2 separate regions of the Homo sapiens genome follow, and region 2 is linked to region 1. Evidence: read pairs that join two places in POLR2A ChIA-PET (ENCODE). Cell type or tissue: A673. All regions are shown on one strand.

Region 1 (2,500 bases):
TTTTCTTTTCTTTTTTTTTTTTTTGAAACAGGGTCTTGTTCTGTTGCCCAGGATGAAGTGCAGTGGTGCAGTCATAGCTCACTGCAGCCTCAAACTTGGACTCAAGCAATCCTCCTGCCTCAGCCTCCCAAGAAGCTGGGACTACAGGCCCATGCCACCATACCTGGCACCACGCCTTTGCTAGCCTGGTTCCTCTGGACAGAACTTCCCCTGGGTGACCTGGTGGTGAGCGTGGCCAGATGTAGTCCCTGCCCTCCAGCCATCTCCAGCTTACAGGAGAGAGACCACGAGGCCAGTGATCGCAGACATCAGTGTCTCCCTACAGAGTCTGCCAAGTGTGCTGTGGTGCTCTCAGAGCCTGGCCTGGTGGGGAGGCTGCCCCGAGGAATGGTTCCCCCGAGGGCAGAACTTAGGGAATGGCCTGGCATTGGCCTAGTGATGTGGGGCCAGAGCATCGTGCCAGGCAGAGACCCATGGCCTGAGAGACTAGAGAAACTGTGAGAAGAGGCCTGGCATGGTGGTTCACACCTGTAATCCCAGCACTTTGGGAGGCTGAGGCAGGTGGATCACCTGAGGTCAGGAGTTCGAGACCAGCCTCACCAATATGTTGAAACCCTGTCTCTACTAAAAATACAAAAATTAGCCGGATGTGGTGGCACGTGCCTGTAGTCCGAGCTACTCGGGAGGTTGAGGCAGGAGAATCGCTTGAACCTGGGAGGCGGAGATTGCAGAGAGCCGAGATCACGCCATTGCACTCCAGCCTGGGTGGCAGAGCGAGACTCTGTCTCAAAAAAAAAACAAAAAAAAAGAAACTGAAAAGAGCAGGGAGGCTGAGTGGGCAGTGGGGGAAGCCAGGGAAAGATCACATCCCAGAGGCTGACCTGGGTGACCCCACAGGGCCAGGGACCTGGGATGGAGCCAGGGCTTTGCTCTAAGAGCTGAGGTAGCCATGGAAGCTGCAGCTGTGTGACAGGTTCATGGGTTAAGGACATCACACCTGCTGCTTGGTGGGGATGGGATCGGAGGAGGCAAGAGTGGAGCAGGGGCCGTGTGCGGTGGCTCACACCTGTAATCCCAGCATTTTGGGAGGCCGAGGTAGGCGGATCACTTGAGGTCAGGAGTTCAAGACCAGCCTGGGCAACATGGTGAAACCTCACCTCTACTGAAAAATACATGGTGGCCGGGCGCGGTGGCTCACGCCTATAATCCCGGCACTTTGAGAGGCTGAGGCAGGCGGATCACGACGTCAGGAGATCGAGACCATGGTGAAACCCCGTCTCTACTAAAAATACAAAAAATTAGCCGGGTGCAGTGGCGGGAGCCTGTAGTCCCAGCTACTCGGGAGGCTGAGGCAGGAGAATGGCGTGAACCTGGGAGGCGGAGCTTGCAGTGAGCCAAGATGGTGCCACTGCACTCCAGCCTGGATGACACAGCCAGACTCTGTCTCAAAAAAAAAAAAAAATGGTGACGGGCGCCTGTAATCCCAGCTACTCAGGAGGTTGAGGCAGGAGAATTGCTTGAACTCAGGAGGCGGAGGTTGCAGTGAGCTGAGATGGTGCGGCTCCACTCCAGCCTGGGCAACAGAGCAAGACTCCGTCTCAAAAAAAAAAACAAGAAAAAAACCCAGAGTGGAGCAGGAACGGCAGGGCCCAGGAAGGAGGCTGGACTCCTGGACCCCTGCACCATCCTGTCCAAGGAACTTGTTTTGGGACCGTCACTCTGCTCTTCCTCCTGTGGCTCCCAGGAAAGCCAACCCCATCCAACAGGACCTGGGCAAACAGCTTAGTCTCCCTGACCTGTCCTTCAGGATCTCCGGGGTCTGTGGGCACCTACTGGGGGTGGGTACAGCAGGGAAATCAGGCCCAGGTCTGTGATATTGGGCAAGTCACTTACAGAGCCTCATCTTCATTCATTCATTCATTCATTCATTCATTCTCCATGTGTCTGTTCAGCAAAATGGCCATGGCCCAGCACTCTTGTTTTGCTTTATGCTTTTATGGAGAGCATTAAGAGAGCTGATGGCAGCCGGGCACGGTGGCTCGTGCCTGTAATCTCAGCACTTTGGGAGGCCAAGGCAGGCGGATCACTCAAGGTCAGGATTTGGAAACCAGCCTGGGCAACATAGCAAGACCCCGTCTCTACTAAAAATACAAAAAAAAAAAAAAAATAGCCGGGCATGGCGGTGCATGCCTATGCTCCCAGCTACTGGGGAGACTGAGGTGGGAGGATCACTTGAGCTCAGGGGGTCAAGGCTGCAGTGAGCCACGATGGGACCACCGCACTCCAGCCAGGGTGACAGAGTGAGACGCTGTCTTAAAAAAAAAAGAGAGAGAGAGAGAACTGGTGGATGTGAGGATGAGTCATAGTCTGCAAGGAGCTATGGCTGTGCACAGTCTGACTAATGTCGTGGGAGTGCCCTGGGCATGGGCCTGTGACCCTGTTGGGGTGGGAAGTGGAGGCTCTGGGGGTTACTGACCAGCCCAGATTGCTCCCTGGATTG
Region 2 (2,500 bases), 160 kb before region 1:
TAGGGCCTGTAAAGCTATTGAAAAGCTTATTTTAAAATGCTGTTTACATGTCAAATGTCAAGTCGTTTAGGTTTGTTATCCTTCTTCACTCCAAGTGTTCCATTGCTTAGTTCCAAACCATTATCCTCTATGAAAAGTGTTACCAGAAATATTTGGATTTGCTAAGAGGTCTCTGCATGACGGTTCATGTAAAAGCCCTGGCTTTGGAATAAGGCAGACCAGAGTTTCATCAGTTCAGCCATGTGTTAGTTGTGTGATCTGAAGTAAGTTTCTTCACCTCTCTGAGCCTCGTTTTCCCCACATATGAGTTAGAAACATGTATTTATTTATGAAATAGGCTCTCCTTCTGTCACCCAGGCTGGAGTGCAGTGGCAGGATCATAGCTCAGTGCAGCCTCGACTTCCCAGGCTCAAGCCATCCTCCCACCTCAGCCTCCCAAGTAGCTGGGATTACAGGGTGCGCCACCATGCCCAGCTAATTTTTGTATTTTTTTGTAGAGACAGAGTGTCTCTATGTTGCCCAGGCTAGTCTCAAACCCCTGGGCTCAAGGGATCTTCCTGCCTCAGCCTCCCAAGGCTCATTGTGTGAGCCACAGTACCCAGCCTTCAATTTATGTTTCTATTAGAAATTAAGCTTTGTGGCTGGGTGCAGTGGTTCATGCCTGTTATCCCAGCACTTTGGAAGGCCGAAGCAGGCGGATCACTTGTGGCCAGAAGTTTGAGACCACCCTGACCAACGTGGCAAAACCCCATGTCTACTAAAAATACAAAACGGGTGTGGCGGCACATACCTGTAATCCTAGCTACTTGGGAGGCTGAGGCAGGAGAATTGCTTGAACCAGGGAGGCGGAGGTTGCATTGAGCTGAGATCATGCCACTGCACTCCTCCAGCCTGGGCGACAGAGAGAGACTGTCTCCAAAAAAAAAAAAAGAAAAATTAAGCTTAGTGTTCTGGAAAGACTTCACAATTTTAAGGAGTCTCCCTGGAAGCTTAGAACGTACAAAGCAGACTCTGAATGTCTTTCCAGGATCACACTCTGGCTTCCAGCTTCCCCTGGAAGGTTCAGGAGAGTATTTGTCGCCTGGTTGCTTTTACATCATGCTGATTAGACCTGCACACCCGGGCATGAAATGAGTGTGATTGCATCATTTTCATAGAACCTAATGGCAGCTGTATGTACGTCTAAGACTTCTTTTGTGTAAGTCGAATGTTCTTCGAAGTTTCCCCACGTCATGATTTATGTGATTTTCCGTCTTGATCAGGACCTTCTGAAGGAGCTCAAGTATGTGGCTGCTCCACGGTTGATGAGTCTCTGGTTAAGCATGGCCTTCCAGTTCAGGGCTAGGGGGGCCGTCACCTCCCTTTGTTCTGCACATTCTTCTCCTGTCTTTCATGTATACTCACATTTTTGGAGCCTTCTGTGTACTCACATTTTTGGAGCCTTCTAAATGTCTGGCTTAATAGAACACAGCTGGATTCTCATACCTGCATCTGTCTCCACTCTTGGAATGTGTTGCTTTGGTTGACTTTTATGGAGCAGCTCAATCCTTGCACAGATAAATAGTTGGAAATGGGAGGAGTAATCAAATAATTCTGGATATTCATATTTGATTCTATACCAAAACTCAATAAGCAGTAGTTTCTATGAAGGTTAGTTGCAATGTGAAACCTAAAACCTTATCAATAAACTCTTCATACTTTTACATTAGAGTTCATCATTTGGCTGGGCGCGGTGGCTCACTCCTGTAACCCCAGGACTTTGGGAGGCCAAGGCGGGCGGATTACCTGAGGTCAGTAGTCTGAGACCAGCCTGGCTAACATGGCAAAGCCCCATCTCTACTAAAAACACAAAAACTAGCTGGGCATGGTGGTGGGCCCCTGTAGTCCCAGCTACTTGGGAGGCTGAAGCCATAGAATCACTTGAACCTGGGAGGTGGAGTTTGCAGTGAGCCCAGATTGCGCCACTGCACTCCCGCCTGGGCGACAGGGTGAGACTCTGTATCAAAAAAAAAAAAAAAAAGTCACTTTATCTTGTACTCCGACTGGATCCTTTACCAGTGCATACATTTGTAAGGTGTTGGTGATTTGGAAAGGACCTGTTCACTGAGCCAGGCAGAGCCATGCAGATGTTCCAGATGTTGGTACATTTTGTTATACAGTATCAAAGTCACATTCACCATAGCTGTTAGAAAAGTCTCTGAGTATTGAAAGACTGTCAGGCTTATGTTGATGGATACAGGTTTTCCGAAACTCTTTTTTGCTTGAAAGCTTAAATTTTACCATTGGCAACAAATACTGTTATTTTGGCCAGGTGCTGTGGCTCATGTCTGTAATCCCAACACTTTGGGAGGCCATGGCAGGAGGATCACTCTAGCCCAGTCTGGACAATATGTCCAGACCTGGTCTTTTCAAAAATAAAATTAGCTGGTGTGGTGGTATATGCCTATAGTCCCACCTACTTGGGAGGCTGAGGCTAGAGGATCACTTGAGTCCTGGAGAT

What was found. ChIA-PET counts read pairs that join two places held together with the same protein. Peaks named below come from ENCODE experiments on the same cell type or tissue, not always from the same donor. Only the 100,000 strongest peaks of a DNase experiment are listed, where the experiment ranks them.
Region 2: POLR2A ChIA-PET joins it to region 1 with 6 read pairs; 2 of 35 experiments call an interaction of 5 or more read pairs at or near these places.

Annotation. Positions count from the first base shown.
Region 1 is chr7:74,341,588-74,344,087 of GRCh38, forward strand. All of the region lies in intron 3 of CLIP2 (CAP-Gly domain containing linker protein 2), which reads left to right. Among named protein-coding and RNA genes, the nearest start is that of CLIP2, 53 kb to the left of the region's middle. In A673, no CTCF peak of the experiment used is centred here; no DNase peak of the experiment used is centred here.
Region 2 is chr7:74,177,629-74,180,128 of GRCh38, forward strand. All of the region lies in intron 1 of EIF4H (eukaryotic translation initiation factor 4H), which reads left to right. Among named protein-coding and RNA genes, the nearest start is that of EIF4H, 4.5 kb to the left of the region's middle. RefSeq lists enhancers at 1,820-2,320, 2,321-2,500. In A673, no CTCF peak of the experiment used is centred here; no DNase peak of the experiment used is centred here; H3K27ac peaks cover 1,774 bases.